Linked DNA regions of Homo sapiens: regions 2, 3, 4, 5 and 6 are each linked to region 1. Evidence: chromatin contacts called from ENCODE Hi-C or POLR2A ChIA-PET data. All regions are on one chromosome and are shown on one strand. Each heading gives the region's core, a stretch centred on a gene start or an enhancer-like site at or near the end of the contact. The rest is flanking DNA. Distances are from core to core; before and after follow the strand shown.

What was found. Hi-C counts contacts between places; a loop is a spot of excess contacts on that map. ChIA-PET counts read pairs that join two places held with the same protein, here RNA polymerase II (POLR2A). Pooled maps may share reads with other maps.
Region 2: a map with no recorded cell type shows a loop between it and region 1 (2.8-fold over the local background). The contact joins the enhancer-like site here to the promoter of PAFAH1B1 in region 1. A Hi-C loop is called at or near these places in 1 of 37 single-sample maps with no recorded cell type. POLR2A ChIA-PET finds 5 or more read pairs at or near these places in 9 of 52 experiments (A549, Caco-2, GM12878 and 6 more).
Region 3: a loop to region 1 is called in a map of naive thymus-derived CD4-positive, alpha-beta T cell, with 19 times the contacts of the local background. The contact joins the enhancer-like site here to the promoter of PAFAH1B1 in region 1. A Hi-C loop is called at or near these places in 2 of 168 maps with a recorded cell type or tissue (both naive thymus-derived CD4-positive, alpha-beta T cell) and 7 of 50 pooled maps. POLR2A ChIA-PET finds 5 or more read pairs at or near these places in 4 of 52 experiments (CD4-positive, alpha-beta T cell, CD4-positive, alpha-beta memory T cell, activated B cell and 1 more).
Region 4: a loop to region 1 is called in a pooled map, with 2.6 times the contacts of the local background. The contact joins the enhancer-like site here to the promoter of PAFAH1B1 in region 1. A Hi-C loop is called at or near these places in 16 of 168 maps with a recorded cell type or tissue (B cell, CD4-positive, alpha-beta T cell, CD4-positive, alpha-beta memory T cell and 9 more), 26 of 37 single-sample maps with no recorded cell type and 30 of 50 pooled maps. POLR2A ChIA-PET finds 5 or more read pairs at or near these places in 8 of 52 experiments (CD4-positive, alpha-beta memory T cell, HEK293, MCF 10A and 4 more).
Region 5: a loop to region 1 is called in a map of IMR-90, with 1.8 times the contacts of the local background. The contact joins the enhancer-like site here to the promoter of PAFAH1B1 in region 1. A Hi-C loop is called at or near these places in 1 of 168 maps with a recorded cell type or tissue (IMR-90) and 1 of 50 pooled maps. POLR2A ChIA-PET finds 5 or more read pairs at or near these places in 7 of 52 experiments (H1, MCF 10A, OCI-LY7 and 4 more).
Region 6: a loop to region 1 is called in a pooled map, with 2.6 times the contacts of the local background. The contact joins the promoter of RAP1GAP2 here to the promoter of PAFAH1B1 in region 1. A Hi-C loop is called at or near these places in 6 of 50 pooled maps. POLR2A ChIA-PET finds 5 or more read pairs at or near these places in 3 of 52 experiments (B cell, GM10248 and activated T-cell).

Annotation. Positions count from the first base shown.
Region 1 is chr17:2,590,031-2,595,140 of GRCh38, forward strand. PAFAH1B1 (platelet activating factor acetylhydrolase 1b regulatory subunit 1) reads left to right here and starts at 3,624. Exons shown (of 11, transcript NM_000430.4): 1 at 3,624-3,976. RefSeq lists an enhancer at 2,830-3,558 and silencers at 3,393-3,612, 3,663-3,892, 4,303-4,362, 4,423-4,472.
Region 2 is chr17:2,434,447-2,439,135 of GRCh38, forward strand. METTL16 (methyltransferase 16, RNA N6-adenosine) reads right to left here. Exons shown (of 10, transcript NM_024086.4): 8 at 3,663-3,752. Among named protein-coding and RNA genes, the nearest start is that of MNT, 36 kb to the left of the region's middle. RefSeq lists enhancers at 1-66, 67-745, 746-1,424, 1,425-2,103. Within about 2 kb of position 1,590, at least 5 of the 41 ENCODE cell types and tissues checked have a DNase peak (open chromatin) inside an H3K27ac peak, as active enhancers do.
Region 3 is chr17:2,811,480-2,816,065 of GRCh38, forward strand. All of the region lies in intron 2 of RAP1GAP2 (RAP1 GTPase activating protein 2), which reads left to right. Among named protein-coding and RNA genes, the nearest start is that of RAP1GAP2, 17 kb to the left of the region's middle. Within about 2 kb of position 3,257, at least 10 of the 41 ENCODE cell types and tissues checked have a DNase peak (open chromatin) inside an H3K27ac peak, as active enhancers do; they include CD4-positive, alpha-beta T cell, where a contact is called at or near this core.
Region 4 is chr17:2,723,244-2,727,765 of GRCh38, forward strand. It overlaps CCDC92B (coiled-coil domain containing 92B), which reads right to left. Exons shown (of 4, transcript NM_001355573.2): 4 at 1-1,757. The coding sequence ends at 1,168. Among named protein-coding and RNA genes, the nearest start is that of CLUH, 14 kb to the left of the region's middle. Within about 2 kb of position 1,652, at least 12 of the 41 ENCODE cell types and tissues checked have a DNase peak (open chromatin) inside an H3K27ac peak, as active enhancers do.
Region 5 is chr17:2,458,094-2,462,960 of GRCh38, forward strand. All of the region lies in intron 6 of METTL16 (methyltransferase 16, RNA N6-adenosine), which reads right to left. Among named protein-coding and RNA genes, the nearest start is that of METTL16, 51 kb to the right of the region's middle. Within about 2 kb of position 1,323, at least 7 of the 41 ENCODE cell types and tissues checked have a DNase peak (open chromatin) inside an H3K27ac peak, as active enhancers do.
Region 6 is chr17:2,794,479-2,799,413 of GRCh38, forward strand. It overlaps RAP1GAP2 (RAP1 GTPase activating protein 2), which reads left to right and starts at 1,960. Exons shown (of 25, transcript NM_015085.5): 1 at 1,960-2,093. The coding sequence starts at 2,050.

The DNA of each region.
Region 1 (5,110 bases), core at 2,374-4,873:
GACTCCATCTCAAAAAAAAAAAAAAAAAAAAAAGATAGATCTATCATCCTAGCAGCTAACTGAAGGGAAGGTGCATAGAACCGTAACACATCACTTCACATCAAGGTAAGCACGTAACCGTTTTCTGTTCAGAAAAATCATAATCCAGGGAGAAAGTTTTATACCTTACCACAAAGGGAGTTTATTGTTTTTTGAAGGACCACTATAGAAATAAAATTTGATATAAATTTAGTGCATAATTACATCATATAGATTTTAAATCTTTCTAAATATGAGTCTGTGAGCTCAAGGTTTATAGGAGTTAGTGCTACCTATTTGTATGAAGTCAGTGTTTATAAAAGTGTTTCTGATCTCTTTCTGGGCAATTTTATTTACTTTTAGAGCATTCGTTTAAAAAATAAGGAACTGATTTACTCAGCTAATTAAATATTAAGTAGCATGATATCAGACCATAATAAATATTTTAAAAGGTAAAAATGAAGGGAGGGTGGATTCTTAGAACAAAGGGATGCTAATTTATTGCATGTTTATTGACTGTTATTGAACCCAAGCAATAGCACAGACCAAAGCTCTATGCCTCATTTTATTGTCCTTATCTGAAAATCCCAGAAATGTAAAACTGGACAAGACTTTCTAAGACAATTTGATTCATCTCTGGCAAATCTTCATGAGGCAAAAACCCAAGGCCTTCATGCAATTGGCTCATGTTGCCTTTGAACACTTAGGGGATAGAGACAATCTTTCTTTTTTACTCATTTTACTTATTTAATTTAACTTTATTTTGAGACAGGGTCTTGCTCTGTCACCCAGGCTGGAGTGCAGTGGTGTGATCTCGGTTCACTGCAGCCTCCACCTCCTGGGCTCAAACGATCCTCCCATCTCAGCCTCCCAATGGGTGGAACCACAGGCCCAAACCACCACATCTGGCTAATTTCTCTATTTTTCCGTAGAGACGGGGTTTCCCTGTCTTGCCCAAGCTGCTCTCCAACTCCTGGGCTCAAGAGATTCTCCCACCTTGGCACCCCAAAGTGCTGGGATTACAGCCTTGAACGACTGATCCCAGCCTATTTTTAGAGATGGGGGTCCAGTCTGCCCAGGATACAGTGCAGTAGCATGACCATGATTCACTGCAGCCTGGACCTCCTGGGCTCAAGCGATCCGCCTGCCTCTGCCTCCTGGGTAGCTAGGACTCCAGGCATGCGCCACCACACCCAGCTAATTAAAAGTTTTTGTTTTTGTTTGTTTTTTTGAGACAGACTCTGGCTTTGTTACCTAGGCTGGAGTGCAGTGGCATGATCTTGACTCACTGCAACCTCCGCCTCCCGGCTTCAAGCGATTCTCATGCCTCAGTCCCGAAAGTAGCTGGGATTACAGGCACACACCACCATGCCCGGCTAATTTTTGTGTTTTTAGTAGAGATGGCATTTCGCCATGTTGACCAGGCCGGTCTCGAAATCCTGACCTCAAGTGATCCACCTGTCTGAGCCTCCCAAAGTGTTGGGATTGCAGGCGTGAGTCCCCGCGCCCGGCTGTTTTTCTTTTCTTTTTTTGTTTTTAGAGATGAGATCTTGCTTTGTTGCCCTGGCTGGTCTGGATCTCCAGGGCTTGAGCAATCCTCCCATCTCATCCTCCCCAGTAGCTGGGACTACAGGCATGTGCCACCACACTTAGCTAATTTTTAAAATTTTTTTGTAGAGATGAGGTTTCACTATGTTGCACCTGCTGGTCTCCAACTCCTTGGCTCAGGTGATCCACGGCCCCCCTCCCAACCTCCCCATCCCTGCCTTGGCCTCCCAAATTGCTGGGATTACAGGGGTTAGCAACCTGTGCCTGGCAGAGATAACCTTTCTTGAACAAAGGAAACTTGTTTTGGTATCAAGCAACAGTAATGTTTACATGAGTTACCTATAAGTCCCCACGAAACTAAGATACTTTACACAGGCTGCACCTCCTCTGTAATTCTCACAAAAGCCGGGTTAGTTATTAGGTGTCTTTTATTGAGAAACTGAGGCCAAAGAGAGGTATGGTAATTTGCCCCAGGTCGCGCTTCTGGCAAGTGCGGGGTCCAGGATTTACACCTAAGTTGTCTCTTTCGTTAACTCTGCTGCTTCTCAAATGCAGTATATATATATATATTTACCTACATAAAGTGACGCAATAAAATCAGTACACATAAGCTTAAGCCTGTTTCAAGAAAAAAGCTTCCTTGGACAATACAAATGAATGATAAGATAATCTCATTTAAACCTGTTATTAAAATAATAGCCCATATTGAATTATTCAGAACCCCAAATCTCGCTTTTTAAAAATCAAGGGTCGGCTGAGCACGGTGGCTCACGCCTGTAATCCCAGCACTTTGGGAGGCAGAGGCGGGCGGATCACGAGGTCAAGGGATCGAGACCATCCGGGCCAACATGATGAAACCCCGTCTCTACTAAAAATACCAAAAAAATTAGCCGGGCGTGGTGGTGGGCGCCTGTGGTCCCAGCTACTCGGGAGGCTGAGGCAGGAGAATGGCGTGAACCCGGGAGGCGGAGCCTGCAGTGAGTGGAGATTGCACCACTGCACTCCAGCCTGGGCGACAGAGCGAGACTCCATCTCAAAAACAAAAACAAAAACAAAAAACAAAAATTAGCTGGGCGTGGTGGCAAGTGCCTGTACTCCCAGCTACTCGGGAGGCTGATGCAGAGAATCGCTTGAACTCGGGAGGCGGAGGTTGCAGTGAGCCGAGATCGCGCCACTGCACTCCAGCCTGGGCGACACAGCGAGACTCCGTCTCAAAAAAAAAAAAAAAAAAAAAAGGAAAAGAAAAGAAAAATCATAGGTATCTGTGTGGAATAAATTAACTACAAATCCCCAAGACGACTCTTGTCATCAATATTTCAATCCATAATTTAGCAAACACACACAGACATCCCTTATAGGGATACAGTTCCAGGCCTTTCTTTGGGCATCCGTTTCGAGACCTGGAGAGACTCTGATGTCTGTGTGTGACTAAGGAGAAGAATAGCTGAATCATATCCAAAAGCGAGTCCTCCCAATTAAGAATCTATAATACAAATCAAGACAATGACAGCATTCCATCTGCCTTTTAACCTCAACAGCTCCTCCTCCCAAGCCAGCCAGCCTACTCCCCTCCCTCATTCCCCCCCAAACTGGGAAATCATCTCGGAGGCCGGAGGCAGAAAGGGGCGGTAGGTGGCCGGGCCCCGCTGCCTCTCGCGCCTCCCGGGGCCCGCCACACACGGTGCCAACGGGACGCCGCGGTCGGCCGCATGAGCGCAAAAGCAGGGCAGCGAGGTGAGCAGAGCCAGAGTTCAGAAGGGGCCGCAAGTCAGACGAGGGGCTGGGAAAAAAGAGCCTCTCCCAAGGTTAACAGAAGCGTGCGGAGCGTGAGAAGCAGCACCTCGCACGCAGACTCGCCCGCCGGCCGGGTGGCACCGCTCAGCCGCCCGCCCGCTAGAAGGCAGCGCGGCCCCGGCCCGGCCCAGCCCGGCGCATGCGCCGCAGCCCCTCCTCCGCTCCCGGCGCCCGCCCCTCCCTCTTCCTGGCGGGTCTGGGGCGGCGGCGGCGGCGGCGGCGGCGGCGCGGTGACGTCAGGGCGTTGGGGCAGCTCCTGTGACAGACGGAGCTGGAGCGGCGGGGCGGCGGCGGAGTCCGGCGGCCGGGAGAGCGAGTGAGCGAGCGGAGGAGCAGCGACACGGGAGTCTAGGGAGCGAGAAGGAGAAGGAGGGGAGCGCTCGGGCGCGAGCGAGAGAAACCGCGAGCGCCGAGCTTGGACTCGAGCCCCGGAACGGCTGAGGAGCCCGCCCGCTCCCCTCCCCTCCCCCTCCCCGGGCCCGGGCCCAGCGCGCCATCCTCCCCCCTCCTTCCCTCCCTCCCTCCTTCCTCCCTCCCCTCTCCCTCCCCCTCCCCCGCCGGTGGATGGGAGTGAAGGACGGAAGAGGCCCTGCGGAGGCGGCGGTGCAGCGCTCCGGTAAGGCGGCGCGGGTCTGCGCCCTCCCCTCTGTCTCCTCCACCGCGCCCGGGCGGCTGCAGGCCGGACCCGGCGGCCTGACGATGTGGCTGCGCCGGTCCCCTCCCTCCCATTCTCCCCTCCCCCTGCCTCCGCCGCCGCCTCCTCCTTCTTCTTCTCTCCTCGCTCTCAAAATGGCGGCCGCGACGGCCGTTGAGTGAGAGACCCGGAGGAGGGGGACTGTCCGGGGAGGGCGCTGCCCTCGCTCCTCTCCTCCCGGGCCCGGCTTTGGGGGCTGCCGGCGCCTCTGCGACCCCCGCCCCGCGGCCCTCCCCAAGAAGGGATCGCCCTCCTCCCTCGGTGACTTAGCAAGAAAAGTATTCTTGGGTTGGAAGGGCGTGGGGACCAGGTAGCTCTCTGATCTTGGGGAAAAGGATCGGCCCTGCTCTCCCCGGCCGCGGAGACGAGCACCGCAGTCCCCACCCCACCCTCAGTTATCGGCTCGGGGACCGGCTCAGCCCCGCGCCGCCGGGGCACTCATAGGGCCTTCCAGGCATTCCGTCCCCGACTGGTCCTTAAGATGGGGTTGACCAGCGGAGGGTGGCCCACCGTCTCCCTGGCCCCCGGTGCGGCGGTCCAGCCTCAGCACCCGCCGAGGAGAGGCAGCCCGGCCCACCGAGCAATCCGCAGCATCCACCCACCGAATCTGGCAGGATTTTCTTTCTGCCACCGGCTCCTCGGTCGGGAGTTGCCTTTTGATGCTGTTAACATTCAGCTTCGAGGCTCCCTGCCATTCCCCTTCGTCTAATCTCATCTCCCTGCCCCTTTGGGAAACGCAGTGCCTCTGCATATTTACCCTCTTTAGCCTCCCACATGAGAAAATGCCTTTGAGGTGGTCGACACATTTTGACTCTGCACCTCTAAACGTAGCAGTAGAGGGGAAGAGGTTTTCCGTATTTAGTAGGAGAGAGCAAGGTACCATAGCTTTATATGTTATGCTACCTTTCTTCAGTGACTTAGCAAGAAACTCCTTGGGAAGAGGGCAGGAAATTTTCTTTTGGGGTTTGGGCCCAATTTATATCAGTCTTTTGGTTAAGAAAATACGCCTTTGAAGAGGAGGACCAGATTTGTGGTCTCGTTCTCAATGGGCGATGT
Region 2 (4,689 bases), core at 340-2,839, 160 kb before region 1:
TCAGGTGATCACCACCTTGGCCTCCCAAAGTGCTGGGATCACAGGCATCAGCCACCACGGCCAGCCCAAACCATTTCTTAACAGCAGGACACTTTCAACAAATAAATCAACACATAATAATGATAAAAGCAGATGAGCTCTTTAAAATGAGAGGGAGGTCTCAAGTACCAGCCTGATGTCTGCCCCACCCTGGGGCACCTACCTGGCATCCCTCAGCTATGTGGACAAGACTGAAAACCTAAGGAGAAGGGAGCTGGGCACTGTCAGGATACCCAGCTCCAACATGCACAAAGTTGCCTAATTAATTTGACACCTCTCCTCCATCTGCTCTCCAAAAAGCCCTCTAGTTCTTACTCCCTAGACAGCCACGTCCCAGGCTTAAAGGTAATGTCTTCAATGCAGGGGATCCTTTTTAAGCCCAGAGTTCCTGAGCAGTGCTCACACCAAGAGTGAACAACTCACTAGGGCTACACTTTCCCCTTTTTCTCCTAACAAACGTCAAACTTCCTTCAAGCAAACCAAAACAAAGCTAAAATAATGCTTTCGGCAATTAGCGGAGAGCTGGAACAAAGAGGTAAGTGGCTTGTTAGAATTCTGCAGAGAACAGTTTGTAGAACATGCTTCCTTATATTCATCATTAGCTGAAATTATGGAACAAAATTCTATCAACATTAGGACCTTTTTGTTGCTAAAAGAAATCCAGACAACAGGAATGGGCTGAGTGTGGGCACTTGAATCACCAGTGAATTAGAATTTTTCAGCATTCAGCACCAACAGAAACGAGTCAGTAGGCCTGAGATAAGTGAAAACAGAAGTTGCCATAGTAACTTGCACATTTACCCTAAAATGGCGGGAGTGGGGGTGGGGAAATAGGTCAATGTTTCTGCTTAACTAGCTCTATTCCTTGTCTAAAGCAGCATCCTCCTCCTTCCTTACCCCCACCAGGAGCAAGAGGGGGAAAGTCAGATGGGGTTTTCAAAAAACGAGGGTGGGGAGAGAGGTCTAGGAAGAGGGAAGAGAACCAAGAGGATGGCTAAATAAAAACCTCGTGAGTACCCTGGGACGACCCCCTGGGGAAAGCAGTTGCCGATCAAGGGCAGCAGTGCTAAGAAACTGTTGCTGGGTTACTACAAATCAGGAATTGCCGTTTTTTCCTGTAGCGGCTGAAGTGCGTCTAACAGAACACTTGGGAGTGCATTATTAGCAGCTTGGGGCTGGGGTAGTGGTGGGGAGGAAGGAAGACTCTGGCAGGGGGGAGTCTGGGGCCCTCAGCATTCTCTGATGGTTGAGATGGGAGTGCATTATTAGCGGCTTGGGGCTGGGGTAGTGGTGGGGAGGGAGGAAGACTCTGGTAGGGGGGGAATCTGGGGCCCTCAGCATTCTCTGATGGTTGAGAACTATGAACGGGGCTGAAGGATGCCCCAAAACAGAGGAGAGGAGGGGAGGGAAGCTTAGGGGGTTCCTTTGCAAAATAAGCTGGTTTTGTTAACACAGAAGCAGTGCCCTTTACTACGTGGACCTGACAAGGCTACTCATGCAGGAGGGCCCGGAGGACTCGGTCTCGGAGCTGGTGTGGAGTGCCAGGGTGCTTTATCTGCTCTTCCACCTGCAGCGCCGACACATGTGGGAGGCGGGTGAAGCAGAAAGCACTTGAAAACAGGTGCAGTTCCAGTTTGCTGCAGCTGTTAGTGTCTCCACGGGGATAACTCAGAGCATTACTAATGATTTTAACCATGTGGTGTGAGGGCCCTGATATTCTAGAAAATGACAGAAAGGATAATTCTTCGGGGTGGTGAGGGGTGTCAAAAAAGGAGAAGCATCTTTTTAACCAGAGACTATTTCAAACACAAACCTCTAGATAACTTACTGCACTGTCCAGGAGTCTACCCTTCATGGAAGGGCCATTCAAATGGCACTGGGGAGTGTAATTGAACCCAGCAGCACTTCTAGCTGCAGAGTAGGACAGGCTCAACCTCGGATTTAAGCTCCTGTTTTCAGAAACATGGTAGTATCTGCAAATTGTTCCCTTGTGCTACATGTCTCTACTCCTCTACCCTACAAGAGCAGGAGAAGAGACTCAGACACACAGCAACATGTAAGATGACGTTAGAGACCAAGAGCAGCCAAGAGCTTGGAAGAACAGCACCCAGAACAAGCCCACTGTAGGCGCTGAGGGAGCAAAGCAGCAGGTGTCAGGTCCCCGCACATACTAAGAAAGGAAGAGCACCTGCTGGGCAGTGTGTGCAGACACTTCAGCTGGGAATCTCCAGGCAACAAGAAGCCAACCACACCTGGGAGGGAACTGTGAGAAGCAACAGATGCTGTTCTGTCACTGCCCGGAAAATCATTCAGTCTGGCCAGCTCAGAGGTGGTTTTCCTTTACCTATAGCAGCACTGAGGACAAAGAGACATCTGTGAACAAACCTTTTTTTTTTTTTTTTTTGAGACAGGATCTCACTCTGTTGCCCCAGGCTGAAGTGCAGAAAGTGCAGTGACACGATCAGGGCTCACTGCAGCCTCTACCTGCCAGGCTCAAGTGATCCTCCCACCTCAGCCTCCGCAGCAGCTGGGACTACAGGCATGCGCCATCAAAATACAAAAATTTTTGTATTTTTTGTAGAGACGGGGTTTCACCATGTTGCCTAGGCTGGTTTCGAACTCCTGAGTTCAAGTGATCTGCCCGCCTCGGCCTCCCAAAGTGTTGAGATCACAGGTGTGAGCCACCAGGCCTGGACACAAATCATTTCTTTAAACTTTTTATTCCAGAAAATGTTCTAGCACACACAAAATAGAAAGGAATAATGATCTATCACCCAGCTTCAAAAATGGTTAAGATTCTAGTGCTAATCTGAAAGCCAAGACAGAACCCTTCATTAAAATGATCCCCAAGTGTTGCACATCAAAAGCCTGCAATCCAAAAAGTCAACTTCTACGTTCTCCAGGAGCCCCAAGAGGCAGCTATTCTAGGAAAGCAGCAGTGGTAAGGAAAAGAAAGAGACCTCATTTTCAATTCTTGAGGAATGTCCACCAGCGTAATTATATCTGCAAAATGTTTCTACAGGTTATGTTACCTGAATTTTGTTTTTTAAAAAAATTTTTATTTATTTCATTTTTAATATTTTTGAGACAGAGTCTTGCTCTGTGGCCCAGGCTGGAGTGCAGTGGCACAATCTCAGCTCACCGCAACCTCCGCCTCCTGGGTTCAAGCAATTCTCGTGCCTCAGCCTCCCGAGTAGCTGGGACTACAGGAGTGCCACCACGCCCAGCTAATTTTTGCATTTTTAGCAGAGACACAGTTTCACCATGTTGGCCAGGCAGGTCTCAAACTCCTGGCCTCAAGTTATCCGCCCAGCTCGGCTTCCCAAAGTGCTGGGATTACAGGCATAAGCCACCATGCCCAGCCAAATTTTTAATTCCTAAAAGATACATTTCTGTCAGCTGAGCAAAAATCACTATGTTGTACAGACTCACAGAGGAAGGCTCCACAGTCTCCAGGACCAGCCTTCTAGGACTGTGTCTTGGTTACAACCCCTTTCCATTCTGACATAAGCATTTGGGACAAACTTCAGTTAAACAGGACACTACCAATTCAGTTCACTTATGATGGACTGAAACCCACCATGTGCTGGCAGGTGGTGAAGCGGAGCAAGGTCTGTACTTACTGGTACTGTGACATCATCATAAAAACTCCAAGCTAAGGCCCATCTCATTGTCCGACCTTGACAGAATTCAGTGTACGTTACTTTGGGAACCTGAAACCAACAAAGACAGCATCTCATCAAACTGCAATCATTCTACCAATATGTTTCTGGCTGCTGCGTCATGCCATATTATGTTGATCCTTCTTTTTAATCAGTTAACAAACAATATTACCAAACAACAGTTATAGATAGCTGCCTAATAATGAATGAATAAATCATCTCTCAACAAAGTTATATTTTTTCCTCCCATAAAACATAAGAGAATTTACAGATATGACTTGAAGGTTCAAATATATGAAACACTGAAAACACAGCTCTTTAGAGAATTATTTGTAATATGACTCAAGTGAGTTTTTTTGTTTTTTGTTTTTTTGAGACAGAGTCTTGCTCTGTCACCCAGGCTGGAGTGCAGTGTGCGGTCTTGGCTCACTGCAACCTCCACCTCCCAGATTCAAGCAATTCTCCTGCCTCAGCCTCCCGAGTGGCTGGGATTACAGGCGCATGCCACCACGCCCAGCTAATTTTTGTATTTTTAGTAGAGATGGGGTTTCACCATCACTGGTCTCAAACTCCTGACCTCAGGCGATCCGCCCACCTCGGCCTCCCAAAGTGCTGAGATTACAGGTGTGAGCCACCACACCCAGCCTCAAGTGATTTTTTGTTTTCTTTTTTAGAAAGAAAGTCAACCAAAGTCTGGGCTAGACACAGGTAGGTAATCTGTTTTATCAATCAGATTTTAGGAAAGGTAAAGGAACTAGTTTGTAGCTCTCACAATTTACCCAAGAAATGGTATTGTGAGGAAAAGAGGAGGAATAGGACGTCAGAGAGAAACCAGAGACCAGAAACTCTGCTCCTCCCACTGGCTTGCATCTGACCCTTTTGCTGAGAAGTCCTCTGACTCACACTAAAAACCAGAAACTGGGAGGAAAGTGGAAGTGGCGGTGGGAGTATTTATTTTATTTAAAAGAAAATTTTTTGGGGAGACAGG
Region 3 (4,586 bases), core at 2,007-4,506, 220 kb after region 1:
CCCTCAGCTCTTGGGCACTGCAAGAATGCTGGCCTGTCTTAGCGGATCTTCCATTTTATAACAGCAGCTGGAAATCCGTTTCTTTGTGTGTGTATTTTTTTGTTTTTTTGTTTTTTGAGACGGAGTCTCGCTCTGTCACCCAGGCTGGAGTGCAATGGCACGATCTTGGTGCATTGCAACCTCTGCCTCCCGGGTTCAAGTGATTCTCCTGCCTCAGTCTCCCGAGTAGCTGGGATTACAGGCATGCGCCACCATTTCTGGCTAATTTTTTGTATTTTTAGTAGAGACAGGGTTTCACCACGTTGAGCAGGCTGGTCCCGAACTCCTGACCTCAGGTGATCCGCCCACCTCTGCTTCCTAAAGTGCTGGGATTACAGGCGTGAGCCACTGCGCCTGGCCTGATTTTTGTATTTTTACTAGAGGCGAGGTTTCACCATGTTGGCCAGGCTGGTCTCGAACTCCCAACCTCAGGTGATCCCCCCAGCTCGGCCTCCCAAAGTGCTGGGATTACAGGCATGAGTCACTGCGCCTGGCCGGAAATCTGGAGTTTTAGACAAAATCTTGACAACTAACTGCAGACTTTAAAGAACAGAGCTGGCCGCAGCCTACCCTGCAGACCAGAGTCAGCCGGACCCTCTGCTCTGCTCACCTCCTTAGGCCTCAGCTCTTGTTTCTTTGTGGCTGACTCCCAAGTCCCTCTCCCCAGGTCATCCCCAAGAACAGTGCTCTTGCCCCGACCTCAGTGGCTGGCTGGTCATTTCGGCTCTGTTCCCAGACTGAACTGACTCTCAATTAACCTTTTCTCTCTTTCAGATCCAGTTCTTTTCTGTCACTGGGTTGAGAAGCCTCTGAGTCATGGGGGGGTGGTTCCTCCTGTCTCCCGGTTCAGGCCCATTATCTCCTGCCCAGTGACACAGGCTTTCTAATTAACCTCCTCCTCCGGTCTCTGCCAGCTGTGACTAACTCTTCATCCCTCAAGCTGGCTCCAGCTCTGCCTTCCCTATTACTAGACGCTGGCCCGAAGGCAGACCTTGATAGTGCTGACTCTGATGGGCTTCTCATGCCAGGATGCTGGTGTAGGGACCCCCAGCCCCCATCTGGTGGGGGGCTGTCTTTGGGTCACAGCAAATAGTTTGTTTGTTCCTTCCTTCCCTCCCCCAGGACGGTGGTTCTCAAACTTTTCTACAATTTGGTTTCACCTGGAGGTGCTTTTAAAAATTCTGATGCCGGCTGGGCGCAGTGGCTCACACCTGTAATCCCAGCATTTTGGGAGGCCGAGGTGGGTGGATCACCTGAGGTCAGAAGTTCGAGACCAGCCTGACCAATATAATGAAACCCTGTCTCTACTAAAAATACAAAAACTAGCCAGGCGTGGTGGTGGTTCCCTGTAATCCTAGCTACTCAGGAGGCTGAGGCAGGAGAATCGCTTGAACCCGGGAGATGGAAGTTGCAGTGAGCCGAGATCGCACCATTGCACTCTAGCCTGGGTAACAAGAGTGAAACTCCGTCTCAAAAAAAAAAAAAAATTCTGATGCCCAGGTTGTACCCAGTTCCAATTAAATCTGAATGTCGGAGGGTAGAACCCAGCATCAGTACTTTTTTTTTTTTTTGAGATGGAGTCTCGCCCTGTCGCCCAGGCTGGAGTGCAGTGGTGCAATCTTGGCTCACTGCAACCTCCGCCTCCCAGGTTCAAGCGATTTCTCCTGCCTCCGTCTCCTGAGTAGCTGGGATTACAGGTGCATGCCACCATGCCCAGATAATGTTTTGTATCTTTAGTAGAGATGGGGTTTAGTAGCCATGTTGGCCAGGCTGACCTCGAACTCCTGACCTCGTGATCTGCCTGCTTCAGCCTCCCAAAGTGCTGGGAATACAGGCGTGAGCTGCGGTGCCCAACTATACTTTTAAAAGATCCCCCGTTCATTCCAATAGGCAGCCAAACCTGGGAAGCACTTCCCCAAGGGATACACAAGTGTGGTGACCGTCAGTGGTTGGGCAATGACTCAGGTCAGGCTGGATGTTAAAATGGGCTCCTGGTGGGCGTGAGCCCTCTGGGCCAGGGCTTCTGGTAACATTTGAGGCTGGCTGACTCTTTGTTTTACGGTGCCATCCTGTGCGTTGTAGGGTGTTGCGCAGCCTCTCTAGCCTGTATCCACAAGATGCCCACAACCCACCCCTCACTGTGATAATGAAAATGTCTCCAGGCCAGGCATGGTGGCTCACAAATCCCAGCACTTTGGGAGGCCCAGGCAGGTGGATCACCTGAGGTCAGGAGTTCGTCGAGACCAGCCGGGCCAACATGGTGAAACCCTGTCTCTACTAAAAAAGTACAAAAAATTAGCCGGGCATGGTGGCACGTGCCTGTAATCGTAGCTACTCGGGAGGCTGAGGCAGGAGAATCACTTAAACCCGGGAGGCGGAGGTTGCAGTGAGCCGAGATCGCACCATTGCACTCTAGCCTGGGCAACAGAGTGAGACTCCATCTCAAAAAAAAGAAAAAAGAAAAGAAAAAAAGAAAATGTCTCCAGACGTTGCTCTATTTCTGGGGCAGTGGTATAAAATCTCCCCGACTCCGTTGAAAACTACTGTTCTAGGCCTAGTAGGTTCACCTTGACAGCATTCTCAAATATTCACAGAAGAAAAGGGGCAAAGGACACCAAGTGGGGACCCCAGCTTACTGATTGATTTGTGGGCTTGGCAGTCAGGCAGCCTCTGTTTAAATCCTGACTCTACCAGCTGGGTGACCTTGGACAAGTTACTTAACCTCTCTGTGCCTCTGTCAGTTCTGGTTTTGTTTTCTCACAATCGTGCCTCCTCTTGATCTTCAGCTGCAGCCCGAGGGTGGAACTTGCTGTGTGTGGCTGGGCACTTTCGCCTGTGGCTGTGCTGCTCTGCCCACAGGGAACATGCCTTTGCTGCCCCTTCCCTGTCAGCATCAGGGTCACAACCTGCCCGTCCTTCCAGGGCCAGCTTCCATGCAGCTTCCTCCACGCACAGCCCCTTCCCCATCGGCATGGAAGGCTCTCTTCCTTGTGCCCCTGGGGCAGCCGGAACCTCAGGTCACATGCAGCTCCTCCCGCGCCGTGGGGATCTGGTGGTTTCTGTCTGAGTTCCTCCCCACTTGGGGTCTGAGACCGTGGGAGCCTCTAGCGTGCCCAGCTCGGGCTGTCTCACTGTTTGTTACCCAGGTGAGGTGGCTGTCCCCTCCCTACCTTGGGTTGAGCTGTGAACCAGTAGGTTACCGCAGTGTGGTACCACCCCCCCCAACCCCAACACCCAGCTCATTCTGAGAGGGTGGAGTGGGCGGAAATCCGTGCCTGGCAGACCACAAAGCCACATAACTGACTTTTGTAGCCCTGCCCTGGGGTGTTGGGGGGGAGGGTTGACGGCAGCCATTGCCCCTTTCTTCGGTGCTTTGCCACCAGCAGACGCCCCGTGGAATTGAGGAGCTTTGTTCTACGAGCTCGGGAACGGGACTTGGGAGGGACAGCCCCTGTCCCACCCTGCCATGCCCTGTTCAACCCTGTCAGGCAGCTGAACGTAGGCTGGACCCATGGCTGCCCACCCTGGCTGCAGTACAGAATCACCTAGGGGACCTCGTTAAAATGCAGCTTCCGGACCCCACCCTGGGGCTTGGGGATTCTGCCTCATCAGCCTGGGTGGGGCCCAGGAAACCTGTGTGTTACCAGCGCTGAGGTGCTGCTGATGAGGCAGCTGGCTTCACAGCTGCACGGGAACCAGTGCCGTTTAAAGCACTTTCCCCCACAGTGCGGCTCCAGCAGTCAGGTTCACGTACTCTGGGTGACCTGGGGCAGGCTGCGCAACCTCTCTGTGCCCCAGTTTCTTTGTCTGAGGATAATAACAGTACCTGCACGTGGGTGCGCTTGTTGTGAGGCTTAAATGAGATTATCCAGGTGAAATGGGAACAGAGTGCCTGGTACCTAGTGCTCAACACATGTAACCTGCCTTAACATCTCTGATATTATTATTATTATTATTATTATTATTATTATTATTATTATTGAGACAGAGTCTCGCTTTGTCACCCAGGCTGGATTGCAGTGGCATAATCTCAGCTCACTGCAACCTCCACCTCCCCGGTTCAAGCGATTCTCCTGTCTCAGCCTCTTGAGTAGCTGGGATTACAGGCGCGCACCACCACGCCCAGCTAATTTTTGTATTTTTAGTAGAGATGGGGTTTCACCACGTTGACCAGGCTGGTCTTGAACTCCTGACCTCAGGTGATCCGCCCACCTTGGCCTCCCAAAGTGCTGGGATTACAGGCGCGAGCCACCGCACCCGGCCCCATTTCCGATATTAACAACAGTCCTGGGCTGTGCGGTCACACACGTGTAACTGTGCGATGTGCCCTCGTGCCTGCAGGCGTACCTACGCAGGCACACTGAGCATTGTGTACCGGGACCCAGGCCTCCCTGCTGAGGACAGAGCATCCCTGTGGTACATGCGTGGACGCAGTCACTGGCTGGACGTGGTCAGAAGGGCAGACGTGTGTGTACACAAGGCCCAGACAAGCGGGTTTTTATTTGATTCACACTCTGACCTTATTCCTTGAGTTAGCAGCACCTGGG
Region 4 (4,522 bases), core at 402-2,901, 130 kb after region 1:
CAGTGGCGCGATCTTGGCTCACTGCAACCTCTGCCTCCCAGGTTCAAGCGATTCTCCTGCCTCAGCCTCCGGAGTAGCTGGGATTACAGGCGTGCACCACCACGCCCGGCTAATTTTTGTATTTTTTAGTAGAGACGGGGTTTCACCACGTTGGCCAGGCTGGTCTCGAACTCCTGACCTCAGGTGATCCGCCCACCTCGGCCTCCCAAAGTGCTGGGATTACAGGAGTGAGCCACCGCGCCCAGCCAAGGCTCTCTTCTTCTTGTCTCTGGGTGCAGCCAGCTGATTAGGAAGCCGAGCAACATTAGCACCAATAAACAGGACCAGGAAAACGCCTGGGGCTGCCTCCTGAGAAGGAAGACAGCTCCTGCCTTCCAGAAGCCTGGCCAGCAGCAGGCCTGTCACCTCCCTTCCCCAGCAGAGCTCCCAGTCCCTGCATACCCAGCGGGGTGGCGACTCGGGAAGAGCTGAGCTGGAGACGGCTCTAGACCAAGTCCGGCCAACCAGGCGGTTCTGTAATCCTCTCCCAGGGCCCATGGAAGTTAGGCTTCCATCAGGCGCACTTTTCCCACCAGGGGCTCTGGGAGGACGTGTCTTCTAAAGTGTTCCGTGCTCACCTGCAAGGACCTATCGGCAGGGTCAGGGTGGGGGTAGAAGGACCAGCCCCTAGCCTGGGCCTCTCCTGGGGAGGAAGAAGGCTTGGCGGGAAGGGCGTCGGCGCGGGGGTGGGGGAGGCGGGGGGTGGGGAGCTAGAGGGCCTGGGGCGCCAATGCCACTCTGCGTCCCTTTCCGTAGGCGAGCCCAGCCCTCCCCACCCCACCAAGGATTGTCGGCTTTCCCGGGGAAGGGCGTGGCCCCCGCCCCTCCTGTCTCACAGGCAGGTGGGACCAGGCCAGGATCGGGACGGCGAGTCCTCTCGGTAGAGAAGGTGCCCCCGCTCGGCCCCGCGGAGGAACTCTCGCGCGAGGAGAGGGCTCGAAGCTTTGGAAACGTCGGGAAGTACAAAAGGCTGGCGGTTCGGGGATTTGGGGGGAGCCGGGGCCGCCTCGCCCCGCTTCCTGGAGGAGGGGCGGCTGCCCTCCGACCCGGGACCTGCCTGCGGGGACCGAGCTGCGTCCCTGGCCGGCCCTCCCCGTCCGTCCCGCGTCACCCCGGCCAGCCTGGCGCCTACTCCGGGTCCCCGGGCGCGCTGGGCTGGCTGGGCGCGGGCTGCGGGCCGGCTCGGTCCGGGGGCTCCTGGGGAGGCGGCTGGCGCGGGCTGCGGGCGCTGGGCCGCAGCGGCCTGCGTGCATAGAGGAAGAGCGCGGGGTCGGGCATGGGGTCGGCGTCGTCGAGGGCGCCGGCCCCGCGGTCCCAGGCGGCCCAGTCCCGGCCGGGGCCCTTGGCGGCGGCCTCGTGGGCAGCAGGCGGGCGGCGGGCTCGCAGTGCGCGGCGGCGTGGCCTGGGCTCGGCGGTGGCGCCGGGGCCCGGGCGCGGGGCCTGCAGTCTCTGGCGCGCCGCGTGCAGCTGGCAGGAGAGGTAGGCGGCCGCCTCGGTGTGCTTCTGCAGCTCGGTGCCCAGCACGGTGGCGCGGTGGCTGCGGCGGCGCAGCTCCTCCAGGAAGCGGCGCTCCTCGGTGCGCAGGCTGCAGCGCAGCGCGGACACCAGCGCCTCGCGCTGCGCCACCTCCCGCCGCAGCTCCGCGTTGGCCGCAGCACGCGCCTCCAGCTGCGACTCCAGCGCGCGGCACTTGCTCTCCAGCTCCCGGGACGCCGCCTCTGGAACGGGGCAGAGGCCAGAGGTGACGGTCTCCCCCTGGCTTGGAACAGAACCTGCACGGCTCAGAGCTCCGTGTAACAAAACCCCCAGGCCGGGCGCGGGGCCTCATTTCTGCAATCCCAGCACTTTGGGAGGCCGAGATGGGCAGATGGACTTGAGGTCAGGAGTTCGAGACCAGCCTGGCCAACATGGTGAAACCCAGTCTCTACTAAAAATACAAAAATTAGCCGGGCGTGGTGGTGGTGGTGGTGGGCGCCTGTAATCCCAGCTACTCGGGAGGCTGAGACAGGGGACTCGCTTGAACCGGGGAGGCGGAGGTTGCAGTGAGCCGAGATCACGCCACTGCTCTCCAGCCTAGGTGACACAACGAGATTCCGTCTCAAAAAGCAAAAACAAAAAAACAAAACAAAGCCCCACTCCTCCCCACGTCCCCACCTGCACGTCCTACCGCGCTCCCCCTCCTTCCCCACGCGTCGGCTCAGTGGCCTTCCTTGTTCCGCCCTCGTACCTACTCTACCCTCTGCTTGGTCTCTAATTCTTCAGGTTTCAGCTTAAGTGCAAACCCCTTCCTGGCCCTTTATTCATTCCACAGAGAATTTGTGGAGCCCTGACTTTGTGCATTGTGTTAGGTATTGGAGATAGGGCGCATAATAAAACGGTCTCTGTGAAGCTTATTGCATAGTGGGAGAGACATAGTAAATAATCACAAATACGTGTGAGGTTGCAAATGTGACATGTGGAAAGTCAATGCTGTGACTGTAACTGGAGAATGTGACCTCATCAGGGAAGTCTTCCCAGCAGAAGAGACTTGAGCTAAGATCTGAAGGATAAACAGGAGTTAAGTAGTGAAGACAGGAGAGAAGGATGCTGCAGATGGAGGGAACAGCTTGTGTAAAAGTCCAGAGAGCAAGGGACTGAAAGAGCTGCCAGTGTGCACAGGAAGGGAGTCAGTGTCCTTGTTTCCTCCATAGGGCATTTTATCACGTCTTTTTTTTTTTTTTTTTTTTTTTTTGAGATAGAGTCTTGCTCTGTCGCCAGGCTGGAGTGCAAGTGGTGCAATCTCGGCTCACTGCAACCTTAGCCTTACGGGTTCAAGCAGTTCTCGTGCCTCAGCCTCCCAAGTAGCTGGGATTACAGGTGCACACCACCACACCCAGCTAATTTTTGTATATATATATATATTTTTTTTTTTTTGAGATGGAGTCTTGCTCTCTCGCCCAGGTTGGAGTGCAGTGGCGCAATCTTGGCTCACTGCAAGCTCCACCTCCCGGGTTCAAGCCATTCTCCTGCCTCAGCCTCCTGAGTAGCTGGGACTACAGGCGCCCGCCACCATGCCTGGCTTATTTTTTTTTTTGTATTTTTAGTAGAGACAGGGTTTCACCATGTTAGCCAGGATGGTTTCGATCTCCTGACCTCGTGATCCGCCTGCCTCAGCCTCCCAAAGTGCTGGGATTACAGGCATGAGCCACCGCGCCCGGCTAATTTTTGTATTTTTAGTAGAGACGGGGTTTCACCATGTTGGCCAGAATGGTCTTGAACTCCTGACCTCAGGTCATCCTCCCGCCTCAGCCTCCCAAAGTGCTGGGATTACAGGCGTGAGCCACTGCACCTGGCCTCTTTTGTTGTTGTTGAGGCAGAGTCTCACTCTGTCACCCAGGCTGGAGTGCAGTGGCATGATCTCGGTTCACTGCACCCTCTGCCTCCTGGGTTCAAGCGATTCTCCTGCCTCAGCCTCCGGAGTAGCTGGGATTACAGGCACCCGCTACCACACCCAGCTAATTTATTTTTGTATTTTTACAGATGAGGTTTCACCATATTGGCCTGGCTGGTCTCAAACTCCTGACCTTGTGATCCACCCGCCTCGGACTCCCAGAGTGCTGGGATTACAGGCGTGAGCCACCACGCCCAGCCCTTTTTTTTTTTTTTTTTTGAGACAAAGTCTCCCTCTTGCCAGGCTGGAGTGCAGCGGCATAGCTCACTGCAGCCTCTATCACCTGGGCTTGAGTAATTCTCCCACCTCAGCCTTCCCAGGAGTTGGGACCACAGGCATGCACATTTTTTGTAGAGATGAGGTTTTGCCATGTTGCCTGGGCTGGTCTCGAACTTGTGGGTTCAGGCAATCCTCCTGCCTCAGCCTCATAAAGTGCTGGGATTATAGGTGGGAGTCACCGTGCCTGGCCACATGTTTGTCATTTTTTGTTTACTTGTTTATTGTTGGCCTTTGCCACTGCAGCAGGTTTCAACCCTGGATAGACATTAGAACCACCCAGAGAGCTTTAACCAGTGCTGTTTCCTGGGCGCTATGAAAGACCAATTGCACCAGCATCCCTGGAGCTGGACCTGGGAACTGGTGTTGCTTAAATCTTCCCCGGTGGTTCTCACGTGCAGCGTGAGTTGAGGACCCCTGCCTCCTGGAAGCTCCATCTCGGCAGGACCATATCCTAGGACTTGGCACAGGTGAGTGTAGGGACGTAGGCAGCCGAAAGTGGCAAAGAGTGACCCTGGAAGGATGAAAATCACCAAGTGATAAGAGGACAAAGAGGGCTGGGTGCAGTGGCTCACGCCTGTAATCCCAGCACTTTGGGAGGCCAAGGTGGGCGGATCACAAGGTCAGGAGTTCGAGACCAGCCTGGCCAGCATGGCGAAACCCCGTCTCTACTAAAAATACAAAAATTAGCTGGGTATGGTGGTGTGCGCCTGTGATCCCAGCTACTTGGGAGGCTGAAGTAGGAGAATTGCTTGACCCTGGGAGGCGGAGGTTGCA
Region 5 (4,867 bases), core at 73-2,572, 130 kb before region 1:
GGTCTCAATCTCCTGAGCTCAACTGATCGTCCTACCTCAGCCTCCCAAAGTGCTAGGATTATAGGTATGGGCCACTGTGCCTGGCCTAGGCCCAGATTATTAAATTTATTACCCATCCCAAAATAGGTGGATTATATCCAAATCCAAGCAGTATCCATCATCTGGCAGGGGACACGCTGGTGCTTTGTAGAATACAGATCTCTGGTTCCTAAGAAAAGCCTAAAATCATTGCCATAAAGGGCATCAGTTATAGAACTGGTAACCAATGACAAGAGAGAATCCAAAACATACAAAATTATGGTGTGGAGAATAAATTAAAAAAAAAAAAAATTCAGGGCCAGGGTGTGGTGACTCACACCTGTAATCCCAGCACTTTGTGAGGCCAAGGGGGGCAGATCATTTGAGCTCAAGAGTTCCAGACCAGCCTGGGCAACATGGTGAAACCCTGACTCTAATAAAAATACAAAAATCAGCTGAGTGTGGGGGTACACATTTGAAATCCCAGCAACTAGGGAGGCTGACGTGGGAGAATCACTTGAACTTGGGAGGCAGAGGTTGCAGTGAGACAAGATCACTCCACCTCACTGCAGCCTGGGTGACAGAGCAAGACTCTGACACACACACACATACACACACACTCACACACAATTCAGGCCATGAGGAGTTTGATAAAGTCTGGTAATTTATCTAGAAGGTTAGATGGGTGAGTCCCTTTTTTTTTTTTCTTTTTTGAGATAGGGTCTCACTCTGTCACTCAAGCTGGAGTGCAGTGGTACAATCTCGGCTTACTGTAGCCTCGACCTCCTGGGCTCAAGCGATCCTCCTACCTCAGCCTCCCGAGTAGCTGGGACTAAAGGCATGTGCCACCACATCCAGCTAATTTTTGTATTATTTGTAGGGAAGGGGTGTCGCCATGTGGCCCAGGCTGGTCTTGAACTCCTGGGCTCAAGTGATCCACCAACTCAGCCTCCCAAAGTGTTGGGATTACAGGTGTGAGCCATTGTGCCCGGACTGGGTGAGTCACTTGAGAAAAAAAAGCTATTAAGTAAGCTCAAGCCACAGGCACAAAAAGCCAAAGTAAGGGTGACAAGCACTTGTAAATCCTCATCAACGACAGAAAGGCTCTTCACAGAGTCCAACTGCAGCTTAGAGCTGCAGAGGCTGCAAGGGGTGGTGGAAAGACCACTGGACTAGAATGAGGATATCTGAGTTCTAATTTCCAGTCTGTAAACCAAGAGGTTGGATAACTTTACCTCTCAAGGTCTTTCCAGCTGCAAAATTCCTTAAGATACAAAACAAAACTGTTAACTGCTGCTGAGCATGACAGAGGTGAGACATGAACCTCCCAGGGGAGGCGAGGCATCACAAGCGCCATCCTGAGGTCAGTCCAACACATTTAACTTATTTCACCCCATAATGCTGCAAATTCTGCTTAGTTCCTGTATTTCTTCAGGGACAAGGAGAAAAACATTCTACAGGGATAAGAAACAGATGGTAGGGTTAAGGCACTTGTTTATAATCTCTTATTTTTTAGAGCTTCAAAATACACAATTTTCAGAGCATTCTGAAATGTGAGTCACACGGTTGTATAAACATTATGATGTCAACTATAAAAATATGCATGGGGGCCGGGCGCAGTGGCTCATGCCTTTCATCCCAGCACTTTGGGAGGCCGAGGCAGGCGGATCACCTGAGGTCAGGAGTTCGAGACCAGCCTGACCAACATGGAGAAATCCTGTCTCTACTAAAAATACAAAATTAGCCAGGCATGGTGGCACATGCCTGTAATCCCAGCTACTCTCGAGGCGGAGGCAGGATAATCGCTTGAATCCAGGAAGCGGGGGTTGCAGTGAGCTGAGATCACACCATTGCACTCCAGCCTGGGCAACAAGAGCAAAAACTCCATCTCAGAAAACGTATGTGTATATATGTGTATATATACATGCATGGGGACACGAACTGGTAGTTGTACAAATGTAAGTCATCATGGTAGGATGTGAGTGAAAACAATACTTGCAAGCAACACCCTTTCACAAAACACTGTTCTAGTTTCTTCTCAGTAAAAATCACTTCATTTCTTCCTTTCTTTCATCTAAACTCTCAAACTGCTTGAGTCCTCACAGAGAAGAAAGTTGCACCCTGTTTTAAATAAATCCTAAAGGGCAGTGTTTCCCATATATGAGACCAAGCACAAAATGGCCAGCTCTCCAGAGCTGGGATGGGCTCTTGCATTTTATCCTTCCTAGCAAATTTACACCCTTCATTCAATTTGCAGGCTGCCACAGAGCCAAGTATAAGCAGACTAGGAACATACTGAGTCCATTTCTACCCCTTAGAATGGTGTTCTATTCAAACATATTTTTGTAGTTCAAATGGTACTTTGGAAATAACAGAAATTTACTGTTTAAAAGCCTCCTAAAAACAACCCCATTATTATTGTAGCCTAGTAGAGCCACCTACAGTTCCCCATTTTCCTGGCTGGCTCTAGTTCCCTCAAAAGCCATAATGAGGGTTGGGCGCGGTGGCTCACGCCTGTAATCCCAGCACTTTGGGAGGCCAAGGCGGGTGGATCACCTGAGGTCGGGAGTTCAAGACCAGCCTGACCAACACGGAGAAACCCCATCTCTACTAAAAATACAAAATTAGCTTGGTGTGGTGGCACATGCCTGTAATCCCAGCTACTCGGGAGGCTGAGGCAGGAGAATCACTTGAACCTGGGAGGCAGAGGTTGCAGTGAGCCAAGATCACGCCATTGCACTCCAGCCTAGGCAGTAAGAGGGAAACTCAGTCTCAAAAAAAAAAAAAAAAAAAGTCATCATGAAATGGTCACATGACTTGGTTAACTCTTTTCTGTGAATTTCAGTGCTGTTACCTTCTTTAAGTTTATTTTACTTTCTCAGACTTTTCTCAATGCTCAGTATAATTTTAGTCTATTTCTTCTTCAAGATAGTCTAATGTGTCTAAATAAGTCAATCTAGACTGGGTGCGGTGGCTCGCACCTGTAATCCTAACACGTTGGGAGGCTGAGACAGGAGAATCACCTGAGGTCAAGACTTCGAGACCAGCCTGGCCAACATGGTGAAACCCCAACACTACTAAAAAAAATACAAAAACTTAGCCAGGCGTGGTGGCGCGTGCCTGTAGTCCCAACTACTCAGGAAGTTGAGGCATGAGAATTGTTTGAAACTGGGAAGCAGACAGAGGCTGCAGTGAGCCAACATCACCCTAGTGCATGCACTCCAGCCTGGGTGACAGAGTGAGACTCTGTCTCAAAAAAACAAAAAACAAACAAACAAACAAAAACAGGATATTTGATGATTTTGGAATTGGTCTTTAATAAAATAAGCAGCTTTCCACCTTTGGGAGATAGGAAAGATTTATAGAATAAGAATATACAAAGATTGAAAAGGTAGTAGTAGCTCCTGTAGCCTGCAAAGACCCTGTTTCTGAGGATGTTTTCATTTCTGAGGATGTTCTCCTGTCTTTTTTTTTTTTTTTTTTCAGATGGAGTCTCACTCTGTCACCCAGGCTGGAGTGCAGTGGCACAATCTTGGTTCACTGCAACCTCTGCCTCCCAGGTTCAAGCAGTTCTCCTGCCTCAGCCTCCCGAGTAGCTGGGATTACAGGCGCCTGCCACCACACCCAGCTAATTTTTTGTATTTTTTACTAGAGACGGGGTTTCACCATGTTGGTGAGGCTGGTCTCCAACTCCTGACCTCAGGTGATCCACCCGCTTTGGTCTCCCAGAGTGCTGGGATTACAGGTGTGAGCCACCGTGCCCAGCCTTCTCATGTCTTTAAGTGATTTTGTTTCCTATAATCATCTATACTACATAGACAGAAAAGAGGACAATACCGTATAGGAAAAAAATCTTCCCTATCCAGGAATTCCACTTCTAGGTCTACATCCAAAGAAATGAAAGCAGGGTCTCCAGGAGATATTTATATACCCACATTCACACAGCATTATTCACAATAGCCAAAGGGTACAAGCAACCTAAGTATCTTCCATCAATAGATGAACGGATAAACGAAATGTGGCATATCAGCCTTAAAAAGGAAGAAAATTCTGAAATATGCTGCATCATGGAAGAACCTTGAAAACATGACGAAAAGTGAAAAAAGCCAGTCATAAAAGGACAAATACTGTATGATTCCATTTGTATGAAGTGCCTAGAGTAGTCAAGTTCATAGAGACAGACAGCAGAATGATGGTTGCCAGGGGCTCAGGAAGGAGAGAATAGGAGGGATTTAACGAGTACAGAGTTACAGTTACAAAACATGAAGAGTTCTGGAGACTGCTTGTGCAACAGTGAGAATGTACTTCACATTACTAAACTATACTCTAAAATTTTAGATGGCGATACGGTTTGGATTTGTGTCCCCGCCCAAATCTCATGTCAAACTGTAATCTCTAGTGTTGGCGACGGGGCCTGCTGGGAGGTGACTGGATCCTGAGGGCAGATTTCCCCTTGCTGTTCTGGTGACAGTGAGTGAGATCTCACTAGATCTGGTTGTTTAAGTGTGTAGCACCTCCTCCTTCCCTCTCTTCCTCCTCCTCTGGCCACGTAATGATGTGCCTGCTTCCCCTTCACCTTCCGCCATGATTGTACGTTTCCTGAGACTTCCCCAGCCGTGCTTCCGGTACAGCCTGTGGAACTGTGAACTAATTAAGCCTCTTTTCTTTACAAATTACTCAGTCTCAGGTATTTCTTTATAGCAGTGTGAGAATGGACTAATACAGATGGTAAATTTTATGTTACGTGTATTTACCACAATAATAATAATAAATAAAACCTTCCCTATGTCCCAAAGCTAAATCCTTGGATTGAAAGCTCTTTTAGTTTTTGAACTACCATATTATCCAT
Region 6 (4,935 bases), core at 710-3,209, 200 kb after region 1:
GAAGCCAGCAGCCTGAAGCCACCCCAGAGCATGAACCACACAATCCTAACTTTCCTGGGGCAGAGGTGAGGGTTGGGGGAAGCCTCCGGGCTCCTGCTGGGGACTAGCTGCCTTGGAGGTAGAGAGTCAGCCCCCAGCCCTGCTCTGGCCCAGGACCCTGAAGCTGCTCCCCCAGCCCACTCAGGGCTTGAGGCCCCTGTGCTGTCCCCTGCTGTGAAGGAGTCAAGAAAATAGAAATCCTTGTACCCTTCGTCCACAAGCTGGGGTTGGCCCCTGGCACCTCAGCACGGAGTCTAGGACCTTCACAGTGGCAGCAGGTGCCAGAGAGGAAATTTCAGGGAGGGTTGGCCAGAGAGAGAGGCCAATGGCACCAGCTAGGGCCGTTTTTTTCCTTTTTTTTTTTTTTTTTTTTTTTGAGATGGAGTTTTGCTCTTTGTTGCACAGGCTGGAGTACAACAGCATGATCTTGGCTCACTGCAACCTCTGCCTCCCAGGTTCAAACGATTCTCCTGCCTCAGCCTCCAGAGTAGCTGGGATTATAGGTACCTGCCATCATGCCTGGCTCATTTTTGTATTTTTAGTAGAGATGGGGTTTCACCATGTTGGCCAGGCTGGTCTCGAACTCCTGACCTCAGGTGATCCACCCGCGTTGGCCTCCCAAAGTGCTGGGATTACAGGTGTGAGCCGCCACACCCGGCCTTTCTTCTTCTTCTTTTTTTTTTTTTGAGACGTTTTCTTCCCTTTCTCCACTGCTTGGGGGTAGGGTGGGGCCTGGGGCCCTATCTGTGCCCACTCCCCCCAGTGTCTGTTGTAGTGTACGTGCCACATCCCTTTGAGGGGCTGCCATTAGTAAGTGCCTGCTGTGTACCAGGTGTGGTCAGCACCAGTGCGTGCAGAGATGAGCACTGGCCCTGTGGTGTGCAGACTGGGATGCGTGCAGGACACGCTAGCCCTGTGGCATGAGGACCAGCACCTGAGCATGCAGAGATGAGGACGAACCCTGCGGTTCAGCTGGGAAGACAAATCCACCCGCACATGGGTACCGCCCCCCCACCCCACACAGCCAGCGTGAAGCATGCCACTGCTCTGACCTCTGTCTAGACACTTGGCGGCGGGGGTGGGGGGCGGCTGACAGGTACAGCTCTGTGCCCATGTGTGTGTACATGCGAATGCCCCTTGCAGTGTGATGTGGTCTGAGTATGTGGATGAGTGCCTGCGGGCACATGTGTATGCGTTCATGTCTGTGCACGTGTCCAATGGGGCTTTGTCAGTATGTGAGAAGCGTGTGCAGGTGTGTCTACTGATGCCTGTGTGAAGTGGTGTGTGGATGTGCACGGGAGCGTGTGTGCCGCGCTGTGCTCAGGTGTGTACAGGTGTCTAATGATACGTATGTCTGCGTGCATGTATCTGTGTGTACCTGGGTATCCTGGGCGTGTGTGTGTCCATGTGTGCATCCCACGTGCCCCTGTGCCCATGCGTGTGCATGTATACTTACATCCACGTGTGCTAGTGGAATGACATGTGTGTGGCTGGTTCCTCTGGCGTGTGCCGAGCCATGGTGGGGCAGGCAGGCAAAGGTCCCTGTCTCAGGCAGCCCTCGGGAGTGGGTGTGAAGGTCCCCAGTGCTCAGGCGTCCCTGAGGCTTCCAGCTGAATCTTTCTGTCCCTCCTAGGCGTGGCTGTGGGAATCCTTGGGGCGCCTTTGGGTTCCAGGAAGCTGGGGCTGTGTGGGCCGGGCTGCTAACTGGGGCTGTGGAGCAATCTGCCAGCCGAGCCCCTTCCGGAGCTGTGGGTTCCTCTGGGTGTGGGGAAGCTGCCCTCCACAACCTCCTCGGCCTATCTTGGTGCCTCCTGGAGTGCAGGACACACCTCCCAGCTCTGCAGCCTCACCCACAGGAAGCTCGGGTTGGGGGCAGGCGAAGAGGGAGGTGCCACGCTGGGCTCCCCGCCCTGCACCGGCACTGACCCCGCTGTACCACGGCCCTCTTGCGGACAGCCCCGGGGACGTCGTTGGGACATCGCTGGGACCCCGGGCTCTGCAGCCACAACCATGTTTGGCCGGAAGCGCAGTGTCTCCTTTGGGGGCTTCGGATGGTGGGTGACAGGTGGGAGGGTGGGGGAATGATGGGAGAGAACTTAGAAGTGAAGTCTTGTTAAGTGCATTGGCGGCCGTGGGAACAGAGGGGCTCGGGCTGTGCCTGAGAGCTGGGTCTGCTGACGCCCTGGCAGGTCGAGATGCAGGATCCTGGTGGGGACATCAGAGACCGTAAGCCTTCCCCACTGTCCCTGGGCACAATCTGCTGGCGAATCCTGGAGGTCTGCGCCGGCTGCCCGTGGGGAGGTGGATAGCATGAGTGTGACTGCAGTTGAATGTGTGTGTCTCTGTGTCCGCAGGTTCCCATGTATGTGTGTGCGTGTCTGGGATTATGTGTAAGTGTGTGTGTGCGCGTTTGAGCCTGTGTGTGCAGGCGTGTGTGTGTGGCTGTGACTGCCAGTCCGTGTGACCGTGTGTGAGGTGTGTGCCTGTGCATGTGGGCAGCTGCCTGTCTGCACTTCTGGCCTTCTGTGTCTGTGTGTGCTTGTGTCTGCGTGTTTGTGTGTGTGATGCTCCTGTCTGTGCTGTTGTTGTGGCCTTGTGGCAGGGGAGTCTGTACCTGCTGGACCTCTGGGCTGCCTGCTGTCTTGGGGGTGGGTTGTGAGAGAAGGTCTCCCACCTGCACCCCAGGCAGCCCACCCTAGCTCTGTCCTAGCCTGAGCAGCTGCATCTGTCCCCAGCCTCCTGCCTGGCCCTCTGGACACTCTTGCCTCTAAGCTTCTGTCTGGGATGAGGGATGTGCTTTTTCTTCCCGGCGGGGGGCAGAAGGTAGGCACACGAAGGCCAAAGGCTTGTCTCTGGTTCCCAGTGCTGGCAGCTTCTTCGCAGCTGGGGAACAGAGTCTGGTGGTTTTCATGATCGGTTTCCTTTCAGTGCCTGGGCTGGGGGCGTTGTCAGACTGGGAGAGGGCCCCGCGGGAGGTGGCCGGGGGGTGTCCCGGTGTGGAAAATGGTGGACTAATGGGGGTGGCACGAAGGGCGAGGGGGAGAGGGGCTGTGTTCCTCGGTAATTTTTCGCTTCCGTGTGTGTGGCTTATTTCCCTCTTCCTCCTCTTCAAAAGCACTTTGCCATCCATCCTCTGGCAGGGGGGGACTGTGGGCACTCCATGTTTGGCAGATGGGATGGTGCGGATGAGAAGATGGCACAGCGTCGCCTGTGTCTGCTCTCGGGCCCTCCCTGACGCCTGGATCTGGGAGCTGCCACCCCGAGGGTAGGTGCCAGTGTCCGGGAGGCAGCAGAGGACTTGGCTTCTGGTTGGGAGGGGTGTGTGTGTCTTGGCTGTGGGCCTTGCAGGGCAGGGCCCAGCAATTAGATTGTGCCCTCCAAGGCCCGCCTTTCTCTGGGAGGTGTGGAGCAGATGGAAGGCTGGTCGCCAGAAAGCTCCGGGTGCACAGGTCCCGGTCTCAGCCTAGCTTCATTCCATATGAAGCCCTCTGTGTTGAGACCCACAGCTCCAGAGCACAAGGCAAAGCCAGGCCTGAGATTTGAATCTGGGCAGGTGAGGGGGAAGACAGGAGTGTGGCTGCCCAGGGCTGCCAAGATAGAAAGCAGAATTCCAAGTTCTTCTCTAGCAGCCCTTCTCACTGGGGCTTCCTTAATGAAATGCACATTCAGATTCAGGAGGTCTAGGGTGAGCCGAAGGTGGAGGAAGAGCCCTAGGATGTCCCAGACGCCCTTGTGTGCTGGCTCAGTGTCCACTAGGCTGTGGGTTCCAGGAGGGCAGGCCCTGCCCCGTCGCGTTCACCTGGAAGCCTGGCATGTCACACAGGCTCAGTCGATGCTTGTGGACTCATCGAGGTCTTTTGCACACAGCAGGTGTCTGCTTGGGGCCCCTTGAGGTTGACGGGATGGCGGGGCCTTCTGGGCTTGGAAGGTTAAGGCAGCAAGAAAGGGGGCGAGACTGGGGTTTGGGCCTCCTCATCTGGGATGGCTGTCAGCTGGGAGGGGGTGTCACGGATTCCTGGAGCCCTGGTCCCTCCAGACAGTGAACAGAATCTCTGGGGCTGGTGTTTTCCAAGCTCCATTGGATGCAGGGTGGATAACCTCTGGCACCAGGGGCAGACAAGGTGATGAGGGTGGGTGGGATGGGATGGGAGAGGGAGGAGTGCCCAGGAGCCTTGGCTTCCTGAAAGGGAAAGGCCCAGCCTCACAGTCCTCTCCATCTCCCATCTCAGCCTCTCCAAAACCAGAGCCCTGCCCTCCTGAGGCCACACCCTGATGTGGGAACTCTGGTGGGCTGGCTGCTGTGTAGGCGTGGTTTGAACCAGGGCTGCTGTGACCACGGTGCCTGTAGGTGGTGCGGTGGGCGGGGCTGACCCGACAGCGGTCAGAGGTGCACGCACCAGGAGCCCCGGTTCCAGCGGTTCCAGCGCCGACTCCACCTTGACCATTGAGGAACTCTAATGGGACACTTCCTCTCTCTGGGTCTCAGTTTCCCCTTGTGTCAGTGGGGGATTTCTGCCTTACCCACAACACAGGGCTGTTGTAAGAATTAGGAGATTCCTTGAGAAAATGTAAAACCTAAGCGCCTGCTGTGAGGGGCTGCCATCCGGCAGCTCTGGGTTGCACGCGTTACAGCAGAGTGTGGGGCTCTGAGTCCTGCTCGGATCTGGGTGTCTGTGCGTTGAATGGGGGAAGAGGAGGGTCTGCACCCCAGAGCGGGTGGGGATTCCAGGGTGAGACCCTCAGGGACCAGTAGTGGAAGCCCTAAGGAAGGGACTCAAGAGGACGTGTGAGGAAGAAACTGGGAGAGACGTGGGCCAGGCCCCTCGGGGTGCCGCTTGCTTTGCTGTTGTAACTGAGATCAGAAGGTGCTGGGAGTTTACTCAGAGTGAAAGGACC